Linked DNA regions of Homo sapiens: region 2 is linked to region 1. A link is a contact called in ENCODE Hi-C or POLR2A ChIA-PET data. All regions are on one chromosome and are shown on one strand. Each heading gives the region's core, a stretch centred on a gene start or an enhancer-like site at or near the end of the contact. The rest is flanking DNA. Distances are from core to core; before and after follow the strand shown. Region 1 overlaps SMARCA4 (SWI/SNF related BAF chromatin remodeling complex subunit ATPase 4). Region 2 has its middle 24 kb from the start of LDLR.

Region 1 (3,405 bases), core at 906-3,405:
GTCATGGTGGTGAATCTCGGAATGCTCGGGGCGTCTCTGACCCTATGCTCCAGGTGCAGAGTGGATGGTGAGGAAGATGGCCCTGAGGCAGCTGTGGGACCGCAAGCGTGTGGAGAGCACAGCTAGAGGCTGTAGCGTGCTGTAGGCCCCTTTAGGTGCCCTCAGAACTCACCCTCAGGGCAGTGGGAAGGAAACTTGGAAGATTCCAGTTAGCGGGGCCACATGGTCAGGTTCTGTCTTACGTTGTTTTCAAAAAGCTCAGTGGCCAGTGTGTCTCAATGTCTGGGTGGCACCATCAGCCAGACTGTGGCATGGCAGCATCATCATTGATGAGTGGTCCCACACCAGCACTGATCCCTGAGCCTAGAGCTCCTTGCTGTTGGAGGTTGAAACTGTGGGACAGACTGTGTTTCCTGCTGAGGGGTTTAAGTAACCAGATGCTGAAGTGTGGGCAGAACTACAGAGGTTACCTCGAAGTGCCCTGCCCAGCACGGCTGGGCCCACCCCCTTCTTCCCACCTTAGACAGGTCCAGGGCAGCTGGGGCCTTCCTGGCCTCATGCGTGAGTTCCCTGCCCTCTCGGCTGCTGGTCAAGGCAGAGACTCTTCTGATGGCGAAACCGAGGCATTCCCCAAAGCCTCGTGATAAAGGAGTCCCCAATTTTTAGACTCCCGGGACCCCCACACTAAGGGCCAGGATCTGATGCTATAGTTTTGTCACTTTCTGAGCCGAGCAAAAGCTCTGCCAAAGGATTGCCAGGGAAGCAATAGAAGAAAAGTTTTGGCGTCGTCTCATTTTCCTTTAACTTTTTTAATTAAAACATTTTAAAAGTTAATTATTAGTAGAGGAGTAGGCGCCGTGGGAGGTCAGGGTTTCTTTCACCTGGTTCCACCCAGGCTGAATGAGAGTCCCTTGGGGCTCCCGGTGGCAGAGCCCTCCCTGAGAATCACCCGCTATAAGCCCCATGTGGTCAGCCTGGCCCCTGCAGCGCTCCTGGCATGAGCTTGGCGTGGGGTGGGTCTGTGGACACTCCAGTTTGTGTTACTCGTGGAGAAGCAGCATGCCCGCTGCCGGGGGTCTTTCTGGTGAGGCACAGGGAGCAGAGTGCTCTGGGTACTGCGGTTCCATGTCCCAGGAATTACATGGAGGGAACCAGATCCTCACAGTTTCCTAAGGAAGAGGGTGCCCTGCCTGGCTCCCAGAAAGCATAAAGCAGGCTGAAAAGCCACGTGCCAAGGGCAAGATCACCCCAGGGGACCCCGTCCACCCTGTCCCCACATCCGCACCTTCTAGTGAGACCTCTGTCGCCCTCCTTTGGAGGTAACGCTTGCTTCTCCTGTCTTGGGGGCTTCCAGGTGGACCTGAATGAGGAGGAAACCATTCTCATCATCCGGCGTCTCCACAAAGTGCTGCGGCCCTTCTTGCTCCGACGACTCAAGAAGGAAGTCGAGGCCCAGTTGCCCGAAAAGGTGATGGAGTTTTGAGGGGAGCCACCAGTGAAGCAGCCTCACGTGGGGGCTTTCTCCAGGGCTGGGCGTGCTCAGGGCCTCTCCCCACAGTCCCAGGCCTGCCCTGGTCAATCCAGCTTGGGGGTGGCGATGACGCCACTGGGTCTGTAAAGCCCTGTGCTGCTGTTGTAGGGATTGAAAAGCACTCATAGGCTCACATAGCTCACAATAGGTTAGAGCACAAAATCCCACTTCCTGTCAGGGGGCCAGGTGCCTGTGCGGGCTCTCCTGGCCACATCAGGAGGGGCCGTGGGCTTGGGGTTGCCCCCCGGCCCCCCATCATGGCTCTGGGTTTTCAAGGCCTGCTGCAGCCACACCCCTGGGCCCAGTTCCCACAGCAAGACCCATGGACTCGGGGTCCCCGGCTGCAGTTGTCCCTCTTGGCTCTTTGTTTCCTGGCTGGCTGTAGAGAGGCCCCCAGAAGATGGCTGGGGGGCCCTTTCTGGCCCAGTAACCCTCTGGTATCTCTGCCTGGTGCTTCCTCTCATTGCCCAGGTCTCCCCTCTTCTCCCCAGCTGTGAGGGTCTCCTCACCCACACCCCAGTGTGCTCTGGTCAGAGCTCATATGACAGGGCCGAGGGGGTCAGAGCTGGGTTCGGATGGGGGGAGTCAGGCCTCAAGCCACCTTGGGCCCTCGTGAGCATTATGTGTCCCCTGCAGGTGGAGTACGTCATCAAGTGCGACATGTCTGCGCTGCAGCGAGTGCTCTACCGCCACATGCAGGCCAAGGGCGTGCTGCTGACTGATGGCTCCGAGAAGGACAAGAAGGTGGGCCCCAGAGTCCCCCAACTGCATTCCCCACTGGGTGTCCAAGGCCGGCAGCGTGGCAGGCAGAGCAGAGCGTGCTCTGACCATCGGGTCATGATCTGGTCATGATCCCCAGGGCATCTGGCCAGCCCTGGTTATGATGGCTGGTGGCTTGTGTCAGGACACACTGACTCAGCTGCCAGTGGCTTCTCCTTTGCCTATGAAACACTGGCTCCTTCTGCAATTGGCAGCCTGGGCCCAGCACTAACCCCAGCAGGGTTAGAGTGTTCTAGAATGCCCCCCTTCTCTGTTATTAAGTGAAAGGAAGGGAGCGGGCTGTCTCCTGCAGGGGCTGCTCTGAGAATCCCAGGCCCCAGGCCCCACCTGCCTGGCTCTCCTCACCAGCAGTGAAATTATCCTCCCAGGAAATGCACCAGACCCCTTGATTCTGCCCCCAAGGCCTTGACCTCGGCCTGGCTTCCCCGAGACGTTGTGTCTGTGCCCCTTCTCCCCTGAGCTGAGCAGCAGTGTGTTCCCTAGTCCATTCCCAGCCCAGAGCATGCACCCCCCGCCCCGCCCCCACCTCCTTCCTCATCCTGGAGCCCAGGGAGCCCTGAGTCATGGCTCACCCGGCTGAGGCCCTCTTGCCCAGCTGAGACCCTCTAGGGACCCCCACAGTAACAGTGCCCAGAACAAAGCTGGCATCACAAAGCATCGGGGACTCTGCCTCAGCCCTTTGCCAGTCTTGTTTCCGTCCCGTCCTGCTGGCCCTGTCCCTGCCATCTGCCCTCTGCTGTGCCAGGCAGTCATTTGTTTCCCAGGGCTTGTTGGGGGCCTCCGGGCCTCCAGCCTGCCATCTCCTCACTCCCAATTGCTGTGCCAAAAGCCACTCTTCCCCACTAGAGCGTCCCCATGGCCCTTCTCCCAACACCCACCCATCCACCAAGCCCACCCCACCCCAGGAGGGCAAGACCCCATTTGGGTCCCTCTCATCTGCCTTCCAGGGCAAAGGCGGCACCAAGACCCTGATGAACACCATCATGCAGCTGCGGAAGATCTGCAACCACCCCTACATGTTCCAGCACATCGAGGTGAGCCCGCCGCGGCTGGGACGGCTCAGGCCCTGCTGTCTGCTGAGCTCCTAGGCAGAG
Region 2 (5,404 bases), core at 900-3,399, 41 kb after region 1:
GAAGTCTCTGTCACCCAGGCTGGAGTGCAGTGGCATGATCTCGGCTCACCGCAACCTCAGCCTCCTGGGTTCCAGTGATTCTGCTGCCTCAGCCTCCTGAGTAGCTGGGATTACAGGGGTGCGCCACCATGCCCAGCTAATTTTTGTATTTTTAGTAGAGATGGGTTTCATCATGTTAGCCAGGCTGGTCTCAAACTCCTGACCTCAGGTGATCCACCTGCCTCGGCCTCCCAAAGTGCAAGGATTACAGGCATGAGCCACTGTGCCCAGCCCCTAATTTGTGTATTTTTAGTAGAGGCAGGGTGTCACCATGTTGGCCAGGCTGGTCTCAAACCCATGACCTCAAGTGATCCACCCACCTTGGCCTCCCAAAGTGCTGGTATTACAGGCATGAGCCACCGTGCTTTGAGTTTTTTTACAGTAAGTCTTGGCCGGAGTGCAGTGGCTCAATCTTGGCTCATTGCAACCTATGCTTCCTGGGCTCAAGCAATCCTCCCACCTCAGCCTCCTGAGTAGCTGGGATTATAGGTGCACGCCACCATGCCCAGGTAATTTTTGTTTTTGTTTTTGTTTTTGGTGGAGACAGGGTTTTGTAATGTTGCCCAGGCTGGTGTCAAACTCCTGGGTTCAAGCAGTCCACCCGCCTCAGCCTTTCAAAGTGCTGAGATTACAGACGTGAGCCACTGTGCCTAACCAATTTGAATTCTTATCATTTTTGTCTGTTCATTAAGAGCCATTATTAGTGGGTCACTGTCGTCATACTTGGCTTTAATTCTTGAGATGTGGTTTCTTCTAGCTCTTTGAACCTTTTTTTTTGTTTTGTTTTTAATTGAGACAAGGTCTTGCTGTGTCACCCAAGCTAGAGTGCAGTGGTGTCATCACAGTTCACAACAGCCTTGACCTCCTGGGCTCAAGTGATCCTCCTGCCTCAGCCCCCTGAGTAGCTGGGACCACAGGTGCACACCAGCACACTTGGCTAATTATTATTATTATTATTTTTTTTGTAGAGATAATGTTTCGCTTTGTTGCCCAGGCTGGTGGTCTGAACTCCTGAGCTCAAGTGATCCTCCTGCCTCAGCCGCTCTATTTTTTTTTTTTAATCGAGACATGGTATTGCTCTGTTGCCCAGGCTGGAGTGCAGTGGTGGGATGGTAGCTCAACTTCCAGAGCTCAGATGATCCTCCCTCTTCAGCCTCCAGTGTATCTGGGACCACAGACATGCACCACCCAGCCCAGCTTGAACCTGTTTTTAGTAGCTGCTTTGAAGCCTTTTGGTCCAACATCCGGATCCATTCCTCCACAGAAAGGTTCTGTTGACTCCTTTTTGTCCTCAGCGTAGGTCACACTTTCCTGTTTCTTCACATGTCTGGCAAGCTTTTGTTGTCAGAAAGTAGACATTGTATTTTTATTTATTTGTTTTTAATTTTGTTATGTTTTTGAGATGGAGTCTCTCACTGTCGCCCAGGCTGGAGTGCAGTGGTGCGATCTCGGCTGACTGCAGCCTCCGCCTCCTGGGTTCAAGCGATTCCCCTGCCTCAGCCTCTGGAGTAGCTGGGATTACAGGCACCCGCCACCACGCCCGGCTAATTTTTGTATTTTGTATTTTTAGTAAAGACGGGGTTTTACCATGTTGGCCAGGCTGGTCTCGATCTCCTGACCTCAGGTGATCTGCCCACCTTGGCCTCCCAAAGTGCTGGGATTAAAGGCGCGAGCCACCGCGCCTGGCCTTGTTTTGTTCTTAATTGTTGTTTTTCTTTTCTTTCTTTCATGTTTCCCCTCGGAGACAAGGTCTTGCGCTGTCACTGATGCTGGACTGCAGTGGTGCAGTTTCAGCTCACTACAGCCTCCCGGGCTCAAGCCATCCTCCCACCTCAGCCTCCCGAGTAGCCGGAACTACAGGCTTGTGCCACCACACCCAGCTAATTTTTTTTTTTTTTTTTTTTTTTTGGTAGAGACAGGGTTTCTCCATGTTGCCCACGGTGGTCTTGAACACCTGGGCTCAAGTGATCTGCCCGCCTCTGCCTCCCAAAATGCTGGGATTACAGGTGTGAGCCACCGCGCCTGGCCCAATTCTCATTTTTATTTAGAAGGAGTCACCCCTGGGTCAGCCAAGCTGAGACATCAGTTGGTGGTTGGTCAGAACTTGTGCCCAAATATGCTGAGTCAGCGGCTCTGCCCGGGCCCAAATGCTGAGTCAGCACCTCTGCCCGGGCAGTCTGCAGGCTGGCCCTACCTTTGCTTTCTGCCTGTGGTTCCTATCAGGGCACGCACTTCAGTTCTGTTGGGCAGGGAGACGTGCATCAGACTCTCTCCAGGGCATATGTGCTGTCTTGCGCTTGCGCGTGGCCTCCCAAACCCCTAGGGATACCTGGGGCCAGCTGGGGCAGTCTCTGTCTCGACCTCCTTTTCCATTTCTGGCTAGTTTACCAATCTGTTTCATCCTTAGGCCAGCTGATGACCTTGGCCCTCTCCTCCCGAGATCCCTGCAGCTTCCAACAGTGAGGCCCTCCAGCAGTGAGGCTGCTGATTTTCATGGCCTGGCTGGAGCTGGGGGCCCAGGCCAGGAGCAGCCCCAGGCAAAAATCACCTCCCGCTGCTCTTCCCTGCCACTCAGTACTTTTTCTGGAATAAACATTTCCTCACTGGGTGAACACCTTTGACGAGATCTTCACAGTCCTGGGATGGTTGCTTTGGACAATTCTGTTTAGCTTTATTGTTGCTTTTAGGGAGAGGATTTGCCAAGATCTTCACTCCACCATTTGGGAAAATCCACATTTCGTTTGTTGCAATAGCTTTGGCTTTATTTTAATAGATTATAATTTATTTATTTTTTATTTATTTATTTTTGAGACAGGGTCTTGCTCTGTCACCCAGGCTGGAGTATAGTGACATGATCTCTGCTCACTGCAACCTCCGCCTCCTGGGCTCAAGCAATTCTGCCACCTCAGCCTTTTGAGTAGCTGGGATTACAGGCGTGCACCACCATATCTGGCTAATTTTTTTGTATTTTTAGTAGAGACAGGATTTTGCCACGTTGCCCAGGCTGGTCTCAAACCCCTGGGCTCAAGCAGTCTGTCCACGTTGGCCTCCCACAGTGCTGGGATTACAGATGTGAGCCACCACTCCCAGCCAGAATTTATTTTAACGTTTATGGAAAACCAACTCACCAAACCTATGATTTCATGGTTTTCAGAATGAGGCCAATTTAAAAATAAGTGCCTTAGTCTGGGGGTGTTGGCCCATATCCATAATCCCAGCACTTTGGGAGGCTGAGGCAGGAAGATTGTGAAGATTGCTTGAGGCCAGGAATTTGAGACCATCCTAGACGACATAGAGACCCCCCATCTCAACAACAAAAATAAAAAAATTAGCCAGGCACAGTGGTACACATCTGTAGTCCTAGCTACTTGGGAGGCTGAGGCAGGAGGATCACTTGAGCCCAGGAGTTCGAGGCTGCAGTGAGCTGTGATCCCACCAGCGCACTCCAGCCTAGGAGACAGAGGAAGACCCTGTCTCAAAAAAAAATTTTTTAAGGAAAATTTTTTAAGAAAAAAAATGAGGGGAGCCTACAGAAATAACTTTGAGTGTCCACCTGTGCAAAACCCATGTCATGGGGACACAGGGACATGTTAGCTGTGGTGCAGATGAGTGGTCCGGGCTGCAGGCCTGTCTGACTCAGGTCTCAGACATCGGCTTTGGCCTGAGGGCCTGGAACCAGCTTGGTCCCCATATGGCAGTGGCCCCAAGCCAGGGGCCTTCACCTGTGTGACCTGGTGACAGCTGCTGGCTGGCTGCTGCCCTTCCTGACCTTTGCTCTCCACACCTGCCCCTCTCGCAGGCCTTTCCTCTGTCTTTCAGTCCCGCTGGCCAGTGCCCTTCTCCCAACAACCCCAAGGGCTGGGGGACTTCATTCCTGTTTCCCAGATGACACAAGTGGAGCTCGGGGAGGTTGAGCCAGTGGCCTAAGGCTACACAGATCTGAGCTTGGGTTTGGGGGACATGAGACTCCTCAGGGGCTGCCACCTGCTCTGGGGTCTGGAGCAAGGACCCTGAGACTTGAAAGTTGAAATGGCGCCTGGAACCAGGTGGTGGACTAAGCAATGGCGGGCAGGTCGGTGTGTCCCCAGGAGTCAGGAGAGGCTGCCACAAGACAGGAGTGAGCAGGACCTTAAAGCTGAAACGCCGGATGGTCAGGGCATGATGGGACCTGACACGGCCTGGACTAGGAGGGGGTGGGAAGAATAATACGGGACATCATATGTGGCAGGGGGTCATGCGCTTTCCCATCCAGCCATCTAGGCTGGCTCTCCTAGATTCTTTTTGTTTTGTTTTGAGACAGAGTCTCGCCCTGTTGCGCAGCTGGAGTACAGTGGCACCATAGCCTCTCGAGTAGCTGGGACGACAGGCGCGCACCCACACCCAGCTAATTTTTGTATTTTCAGTAGAGACGTGGTTTTGCCATGTTGGCCAGGCTGGTGTCAAACTCCTGACCTCAGGTGATCCGCCTGCCCCATCCTCCCAAAGTGCTGGGATTACAGGCATGAGCCACCAGGCCCGGCCTCTCCTAGAGTCTTGCTTCCATCAAGTCATGGAGTCTCCTTTTCCTTCCCTGGAGTTTGAGTGTACTTGGGACTCACTGGTAACCAACAGAGTTCAATGGAAGTGACATCATGTAACTACTAAGAGTAGGTCACAGAAAGCACAGCTTCCGCCTTGCTTGCTCGCTCACTCTTGAATCACCAGCTGCCATGTAACAGCCTGACTTCCTGGAGCCTGCCATTTTGTGAGGAGGCCCAACCAAGCCCATGCTATAAGGCCACCAAGACCACGGGAAGAGAAAGCAATGGCTGCCCCAGCCCTAGCCCTCAGCTGTCACCAGCTGCATCAGAGACCCTGAGCCCGTACCGCCGAGCTGAGCCCTTCCCACATTCCTGACCCTTAGAAACCACAAGAGCTAATAAACACATTGTTTTAAGCCACTAAGCTGTTAGGCAGCAACAGTACTGGAACATCATAAAATAATTTTTTAAATGACAGGGATCTAATTAAACGTGGAAGGATCTTGAGAACATTGTTGAGGATAGAACAGCAGGCTGCACAGTGAAGCAAATGTCCAGCAAGATGGACACACACTGGATCCTGGATATGTGTTCTGGACCATGTCACTAGTACATCACATTTAGAGAAAGCTGTGTCAGGACCCACCCCAAACACAAAACAGCCTGAACTGCTGCTGTTACCCTTGGCAGTGGGGGAGGGAAGGGTGGCGTTAAGAGATTCCCCAAGATGGTGAGGTCACCTGGCCATTTTATTTTTTATTTTTATTTTTTATTTTTGTATATATATATATATATATATATATATATATATATATATATATTTTGAGACAGAGTTTTGCTCTTTT

The links. Hi-C counts contacts between places; a loop is a spot of excess contacts on that map. ChIA-PET counts read pairs that join two places held with the same protein, here RNA polymerase II (POLR2A). Pooled maps may share reads with other maps.
Region 2: a map of G401 shows a loop between it and region 1 (10-fold over the local background). The contact joins two enhancer-like sites. A Hi-C loop is called at or near these places in 5 of 168 maps with a recorded cell type or tissue (CD14-positive monocyte, DLD1, G401 and 2 more), 1 of 37 single-sample maps with no recorded cell type and 3 of 50 pooled maps. POLR2A ChIA-PET finds 5 or more read pairs at or near these places in 5 of 52 experiments (A549, AG04450, GM12878 and 2 more).

Annotation. Positions count from the first base shown.
Region 1 is chr19:11,022,164-11,025,568 of GRCh38, forward strand. SMARCA4 (SWI/SNF related BAF chromatin remodeling complex subunit ATPase 4) reads left to right here. Exons shown (of 35, transcript NM_003072.5): 20 at 1,355-1,468; 21 at 2,168-2,275; 22 at 3,259-3,345. Among named protein-coding and RNA genes, the nearest start is that of SMARCA4, 63 kb to the left of the region's middle. Within about 2 kb of position 2,156, at least 3 of the 41 ENCODE cell types and tissues checked have a DNase peak (open chromatin) inside an H3K27ac peak, as active enhancers do.
Region 2 is chr19:11,062,747-11,068,150 of GRCh38, forward strand. No RefSeq gene overlaps it. Among named protein-coding and RNA genes, the nearest start is that of LDLR, 24 kb to the right of the region's middle. Within about 2 kb of position 2,150, at least 4 of the 41 ENCODE cell types and tissues checked have a DNase peak (open chromatin) inside an H3K27ac peak, as active enhancers do.